Linked DNA regions of Homo sapiens: region 2 is linked to region 1. A link is a loop called in an ENCODE intact Hi-C map of the cell type or tissue named here. Cell type or tissue: Calu3. All regions are shown on one strand. Region 1 overlaps GAB2 (GRB2 associated binding protein 2). Region 2 overlaps KCTD21-AS1 (KCTD21 antisense RNA 1).

Region 1 (4,000 bases):
AACCTTCCTTGGAACTAGATCACCATATCAGATACACAATTTCTTACTTAATTCCTAAGAAAATTAATCAGAACGGAAAGACATTCTTCCTGTCTGGTTCTGGTGACCAGTATTCAAACACAGAAATGAGAAGTTACACATGAGCTGCATAAGCAACCACATAGCTAGAGACTAACACTAATGGCTTTGTCAGCAATTCTGTGTGCTTATGCTTCAATTAATCTCTAAATTCCTCAAGGGAAGATGTTGGTCTCTTACACACATTTGTATCACTTCCCATACCTACCACACTGCCTGGTATATAGTAGGTGCTCAATAAATGTTTTATGAGTCATCTACTAAAATACTCCTCTTAAAAATATGTATTCTCTCCAACATCTATGAAGCACCTATTACATACCAGGTACTGTGTTAAGTACTGAGAATACACAGATGAATAAAAATGTCTGCTTTCCAGGGGACCACAACCTAGTAAAAGATAAATAGAAATATATTTTCTTTTTTTTTTTTTTTTGAGACAGGGTCTCACTTTGTTGCCAAGGCTGAAGTGCAGTGGGACACCCACAGCTCACTGCAGTCTTCACCTCCCAGGCTTAGGCAATCCTCTCACTTCAGCCTCCCAAGTAGTTGGGACTATAGGCACGCACTACTATGACCCTGCTAATTTTTGTATTTTTTGTAGAGATGGGGTTTTGCCACGTTGCCTAGACTGGTCTCGAATTTCCAAGCACAAAATCCACCCACCTCAGCCTCCCAAACTGCTGGAAATGTAGGCATGAGCCACTGTGCCTGGCTTAGAAATACATTTTCTTAAAAAGCTGTAAGTAGAGTTTTAAATGGAGTGGTAGATATACAAGCCCAGTGAAAGTACCCACAGACCTAAGGGAAAGGTTCTCACCCATTTAACATATATTTATAAGCACTTACTGTATGCCAGAATCAGGTAGGTGTTAAGAAGAGATATTTGAGTTAATTCTTGTCAAGCAGATGTGGGGTTGAAGTCAGACAGAAGGTACTAAGGGCAATGAGAAAAAAGAATGTAAGGTCCAGGAGAAAAATGTGATTTGCTTGAAGTCAAAGAGCTTGGATAAAGACTAGAACCTACATTCCCTAGTGTCCTTTCCACATTGCTTCTGGAATTCCTGGCCTCAAGCTATCCTCCCACCTCCGCCTCCCAAAGTACTGAGAATATAGGCATGAACCACCGCATGTGGCTCCCACATTGCTTCTCTACACTCCTTCCCCTTAGAACCATCTTTACTCCAATACAGATTCCTATCTAGGTCAATGGATTTTGACAAAAATTCAGTAAGAAATGTCTTTTAAATTGTAGCACAGTATCTATAAATACAATGAACTTAAAAGTTTCAATAAATATCCTTAACTGGACACAATACATGCTACTTTTTGTATACTATTTTACTTTGAAAATACTGGTAGCAACTCATTACCATTGATTTCATCACCTACGAATAGAGCTCAATCCCCATTTTGTAAAATGCTTATTGCTTGCAGTGGTTATTCTACCTCTAGCTTCTCACTTAATAGCCATCCCCCCAAATTCCTCTCCAAACATATTACTAACAACTATGATAGCAAATGCTGTGATAGGCCTTGAGTTTGCTATATGTGTTTAAGTTCTTCAAAAAAGCATAAACCAGGGATTTTATCAAACTTTCCTGAGAAATTTTCCCCAAACTATACATATTTACTACATATCTACTGATATCAGAAGATTCAGTAGATACAGAGTGAGATTTGGACATATGTAATGTTGGGAAAAGCTTCCCAGGTAATAGCACCTTTTTAAAAATATATATATATACGTCTATATAGTATTTTGCAAGTAGGTGGCAATGCTATGCTTGAAATACAAGGGTGGGAATGGCTGCAGTCATTTTTTTTATTTCAACAGGGTTTTGGGGAACAGGTGTTATTTGGTTACATGAATAAGATCTTTAGTGGTGACTTCTGAGATTTTAGTGTACCTGTCACCCCAAGGTGATAGCAACTTAATGATCTGAGGTCCCTTCCACTGTTATGAAACAAATATTTGTGTAGGAAAAGGAGTCTGGTAACGGACTAGACACAGACAAGAAAATGAAATCTCAGATAAGCAGAGGGACTTAAGTGTGATTAAAAAGCCACCAGTAAGGCAGGCATTAGAATCCAGCTCACCTGATTGCCAGTCCATTTCAGAAAGTTCCCACTAGGAAAATGAAGTCTCCCTATCAGTGTCCCTTCTCCTTCTGCAGTGACCTTTTCTTTATCAGAAACTCCCCAGGGCACCTTGGCTTACTAAATGCTAATTAGATTTCCTCCACCTGCTCTGGGATTTAGAGGGCAGTGCTAATGCAGCGCCCTCCTCAACTAACAAAGCCACTGGCATTCCTGGTATGCAGGGGCTGGCCTCCAGTTTAGTCAACATCAATTAAAGGGCTCCTATCCAAAGCCCTAAGGAGGAAGACAGAAAAGGGAGGGGTATTCCTTGATCCAAAAAATGAAGTACAGTCACTGATTGGGATTGATTGTTACTGTGGAGCTGGGTGGGACCAGGGAAAATTCTGGGAGGTAGGAATGGAATCTGGGTGAGGCAAGCAAACTGATGACCATTCATCATCTTCTCACTCCCCCAAGGAATGCTATTGTTGAGCTTGAGGGGATGAAGCCTTGGATCGCAAAAAGCCTTCATCCAAAAATAACTTAAGAAACACTTCCCTTTCTCTTCTTGTTTCAATACACAGGTCCAAATTCCGCAGTCCAGAATGACAAGTCCTCCATAATTCTATCCCGCTCTATGGAGGCATCAGAATTTCGTGAATATTCAGCCACTAACTGGCAAAGTTCAGCCTGGATGTTCAGCCATTAACTGCTGTGTAATTATGGACCAGTTACAGTTTTCTCTGGGCTTTGATTTTTCTCATTTGCAGCACTCAGTTGATTTCAAAATTAAATAAGACAATGAATATACATATGTTTTATAAACTATAAGGTGGTGTAGAGTTCTAATACAACTCCTAACACAAACTCAATTCAATGCAAACATTTACTGAGTTCCTAGAATAGTGTTTATACAGAGTTGGCACACAAACATTATCAAGTATTAGCTGTTAGATGCACAAAAACCATACCGAGTTCTTAATGATAGGGAAATCACAGTCCAGTGTAGGAGACAAGCTCTTTAACATAATATGATGAGTACTAAAATAGGCTGGGCACAGTGGCTCACGCCTGTAATCCCAGCACTTTGGGAGGCCGAGGCAGGTGGATCACCTGAGGTCAGGAGTTCAAGGCCAGCCTGGCCAACATGGCGAAATTAGATTTCCGTCTCTACTAAAAATACAAAAATTAGCCAGGTACAGTGGTGCATGTCTGTAGTCCCAGCTACTTGGGAGGCTGAGGCAGGAGAATTGCTTGAACCCAGGAGGTGGAGGTTGCAGTAAACTGAGATCACACCACTGTATTCCAGGCTGGGCGACAGAGCAAGACTCCATCTCAAAAAAAAAAAAAAAAAAAAAAAAGATGAGTACTAAAATAGAATATGCACAAAGTGAGGATGGGGGGTTAATTTACCCTGCTACCAAAGAGCAGGGGTTAAGGATTATCAAAAACCTTCTATATTCACTATATTTTCTCCAAGCCCTATCCCCAATTACATTCTATTCCCCATCCAGACTATGATGGCGAATAGAATGTAATTGGGGATAGGGCTTGGAGAAAATATAGTGGAGAAGCAACTCAAATGGTTGCTTCTCAAATGATCCTCCAGAACAACATATTCATTAGAATCTCCCCATCTTTATTCACAAAGTTACATGAGAAATTTTAAAAACCCACTAACCATCCAAGGAGTATTTAAGCTTCCATTATGTGCAAGGTATTCTTAAGGATGCAAAAAAATACAAGACAGGTCCCTGAACCCAATGAATTTACCATCTAGCAAGGGAGATAAGTCATATACAAAATTATGATACTAAGGTATATTCCTGAGCCATACAGT
Region 2 (4,000 bases), 210 kb before region 1:
TGCCACTTCACTCCAGCCTGGGTGACGGAGCGAGACTCCCTGTCAATAAATAAATAAATAAATAAATAATGGGGGTGACAGTTCTTATCACTTACGGGTTTTGTGAGGATTAAATGGTATGTGTAAACACCAAAACAGCTGTTGACACACAGTAGGTGTTCAAGAAATAGTACTGTGATAGGACATTTTTCTACAGAAATCCTGACTCCCGCTTTGGATGATTTCCTTGAATCCTGAGTTTTTTGAATTCCCCAAATTGTCCTCCATGGTACTACATAGTCATTAAGAACAAAGATTTAGGAGCCAGATCATTGGGGTTTTGAATCTTGGCTCTACCAGTCACTAGCTGTTGGATGTTGGGCAAGTGGTTTAATCTATCTGTGATTCAATTTCTTTAATCTATAAAATGAGAAAAATTATATATCTCACAGTATTGTTTTGGTAATTGAGTTATTATATGGAAAACACCTAGAATTGCCTGGCACATAGTAAGCAGAATGTAACTGTTAGCTATTATTATTTTATTGTTATTTTTTGAGATGGGGTCTCACTCTGTTGCCCAGGCTGGAGTGCAATGGTGAGATCATGGCTTGCTGCAGCCTCAACCTCCCACGCTTAAGTGATCCTCCCACCTCAGCCTCCCAAGTAGCTGGGACTACAGGTGCATGCCACCACACCCAGCTAATTTTTGTATATTTGTAGAGACAGGGTTTCACCATGTTACCCAGGCTGGTCTTGAGTCCTGGGCTCAAACAATCCGCACACTTTGGCCTCCCAAAGTGCTGGGATTACAGGTGTGAGCCACCATGCCTGGCCTATTATTATTATTAATTGGCCAACACTACCACCTAGAATTTCTTACTAGCTGGCTTTTTTTCCCCCATCCGTTGCTTAGCTACATATATCTCCCCTCTCACTCTTCTCTTTCTCCTTCCAAATCAAAAGGTTACAGCCTGCTGGTGGCCATTCTGACAGGCTGGGAAGCATAGGCTCCAGTTAGAAGCCAGAAACAGGCTCTTCCTCTCCTTCCAAATCATACCTGGGGGACTCAGCTTTTCTGGGAAACGTAATAATAGAAACATTTACCCAGCACTTACTCAGAGTATTGTGCTAAATTCTTTCCATGGATGAACTCTTAATTTTCACAACAATCTTAAGAGGTAGATATAAATATTATGCCCACTTTATAGATAGGGAAAATTACAGTTTCAGAGAGACATGACAACTTACCTAAGGTCACATTCTAGAAATTGGTAGAGTTGGGATTTGAGCCCAGGTTTGTGATATTCCCTAGCCTATTCTAACCATAGGAATATGGCATTGCGTAGTAGTAAATTTATGCACTCTAGCATCAGACTGTGTTCACATGCTGGACTCACAGCTGTGACTTACTACTGCCTTGCCTACTTAAGTGGCTTCTGAAAATATTTGGCCTTTCCATTGGAGATGGAGACAAATGTGGGCAGTAATGTTTTTAAATAGAGTTTTCCCCAATACCCAACATAGAATCTGCCGCAGAGCAGATGCCTCATAAACATTGGCTCAGAAAATAAATATATTCACGACACTATTGTAGGCACGGTGTGGGTTACAAAGGCAGTTGATTGATTACTTATTTATTGCAAGGAATTGGCTGTTTTGCTCGTCAGGGCTGGCTTGGCAAGTTAAAAATCTGCAGGGCAAACCAGCAGGCTGGAAACTCAGGCAGGAGTGGAAGCAGCAATCCACAGTAAGTTTCTTCCCCAAGGAAGACTTCAGTTTGGTCTTTAGGCCTTTACACTGATTGGATGAGGCACACCCAGATTATTGAAGACAGTCTCTTTTATTCAAAAGTCAACTGACTGTACATGTTAACCACATCTACAAAATACCATCACAGCAACACCTAGATTCGTGTTTGATTAATAAAGTAGGTACTATATCCTAGCCATATTGACACATAAAACTAAACTTCATGGTCAGACTTGGTGGCTCACGCCTGTAATCCCAGCATTTTGGGAGGCCAAGACAGGGGGATTGCTTGAGTCCAGGAGTTGGAGACCAGCCTGAGCAACATGGCAAAACCCTGTCACTACAAAAAATTTAAAAAACTAGCCAGGTGAGGTGGCGGGAGCCTGTAATCCCAGCTACCCAGGAAGCTTGAGCCCTGGCAGTCGAGGTTGCAGTGAGCCAAGATCGCGTCACTGCACTCCAGCCTGAGTAACAGAGTGAGACCCTGTCTCAAAAACAGACAATCAAAAAACTAAACTAAACTAACCTTCACTTAATTTTTTCAAGTTCGTTTCATCAGCTATAAAATTGAGATACTGATCCTTACCTCCTTACCTCCTATATGAAAATGCACATTAGGTAGCAGAACTTTGCATGAAGCAGAGCAACAGGGCTTAACAGGTCTTAGCGCTCAGTCTACAAGAATCAGTGGGGAGGCCGTTGCAATGCTTTGACGAGCAGGGTTTGGTTTGAATAAGAATATATTTTTCCAACATGGATATTTTGTAATATAAGCACATGGGTGGCGGGGAAACAGTTCAAACTGGCAATCAATGAAGAGGTTGTCTCACTCTAGGCCTTTCCCTCAGAAGTAATCGTTGCTGATAGTTTCTGACTATTTTTCCAGAATTTTGTTCTATATGCATGCACGCTCAATGCCTAATCACACTCAGCCTTTTGTCCCCTTGCACCTTGCTTTTTAAATTTAATGGTATGTCTTGGAGAATGTTCCATTTCAGCATGTACAAATCTACTTCTTTTAAAAAATGGCTGCAAAGGGCTGGGCGTGGTGGCTCACGTCTGTAATCCTGGCACTTTGGGAGGCCAAGGCAGGCGGATTGCCTGAGCTCAGGAGTTTGAGACCAGTCTGGGCAACACAGTGAAACCCCATCAATACAAAAAAAAAAAAAAATTAGCCGGGTGTGGCAGCGTGTGCCTGTAGTCCCACCTACTCGGGAGGCTGAGGCAGGAGAATTGCTTGAACCCAGGAGGCGGAGGTTGTAGTGAGCTGAGATCACACCACTGCACTCCAGCCTGGGCGACAGAGCGAGACTCTGTGTCTTAAAAAAAATTGGCTGCAAAGTATTCCATTGTGTTGTTAAATACTAATTTACTTATTTAATAAGTTCTCAACTGATGGTAATTTAGGTTACCAACTTTTTTGCTATTATAAATAATACAAGGGTAAACATCTTTGTACATACATACATGTTTGCATAATGTGTAAGAAGAGATGTAAGATAAATTTCGAGAACTGGAAATACTGCATTAAAGGGTTTGCACATTTAAAATGTCAATGTATAGTGCCACTTTATCTTTCAAAGAGATTGCATTAGTTTATACCCAACCAATAGTATACGAGAGTGCTGTTTCCCCATGCCCTTATCAACACTGCCACCTTGGATTTAAACCTACTTGTTTTCCTTTAAAATACCAAAATGGGCATTTGAAAAAAAGAGGCATGATTTGTTCCTTGGCAAGAGCTATATTTTGTTTGAGTTTGATCTTTCTGATAGCAGACCTAGGCCTTGTGCCCTGTCCTGTGGTCCCATCTCTGAGGAGCTGGGCAGATGACCTGACCACAGGACTCAATCAGGATAGCTTCAGGTCACCAGGCCAAAGGGTAGGCCAGACCCGGGCCTGTGCCTAGCCTGATGATGGAAATGCAAACAAGCCAAGTTCTATAATAGAACACAGAGCCATTGCCGGGAAACCACAAATTGCTGACTTGCTCCTGCAAACAATCAATATTCAGAAGCTGAGTCCAGGAATTCTAACGATGCATCCTGCACAAAGGGCTGAGTGGGGGAGGATGTGCTTTTAGAAAAAAACCCAGCACCAGAAGCCCTGGTGCTGCTTCTTAGAGGGCCATCAAGAAGGCCCTTGGTCCCATCACCACGCCCTCTGACAATCCCAGAACCCTAGGCTCTCGGAGCCAGAGTAGATCTGGGAAATTATCCTGCCCTGAGAGAGTCCAGGCAAAGAATCAAGGGAGTTCCAAGGAGCAAGT

Evidence for each region. Peaks named below come from ENCODE experiments on the same cell type or tissue, not always from the same donor. Only the 100,000 strongest peaks of a DNase experiment are listed, where the experiment ranks them.
Region 2: a loop joins it to region 1, with 2.7 times the contacts of the local background. A loop is called at or near these places in 1 of 110 quality-filtered maps.

Annotation. Positions count from the first base shown.
Region 1 is chr11:78,363,089-78,367,088 of GRCh38, forward strand. All of the region lies in intron 1 of GAB2 (GRB2 associated binding protein 2), which reads right to left. Among named protein-coding and RNA genes, the nearest start is that of GAB2, 53 kb to the right of the region's middle. RefSeq lists an enhancer at 2,028-2,940. In Calu3, no CTCF peak of the experiment used is centred here; a DNase peak (open chromatin) is centred at 2,383.
Region 2 is chr11:78,152,955-78,156,954 of GRCh38, forward strand. The region is part of intron 2 of KCTD21-AS1 (KCTD21 antisense RNA 1); the gene reads left to right. Among named protein-coding and RNA genes, the nearest start is that of KCTD21-AS1, 15 kb to the left of the region's middle. In Calu3, no CTCF peak of the experiment used is centred here; no DNase peak of the experiment used is centred here.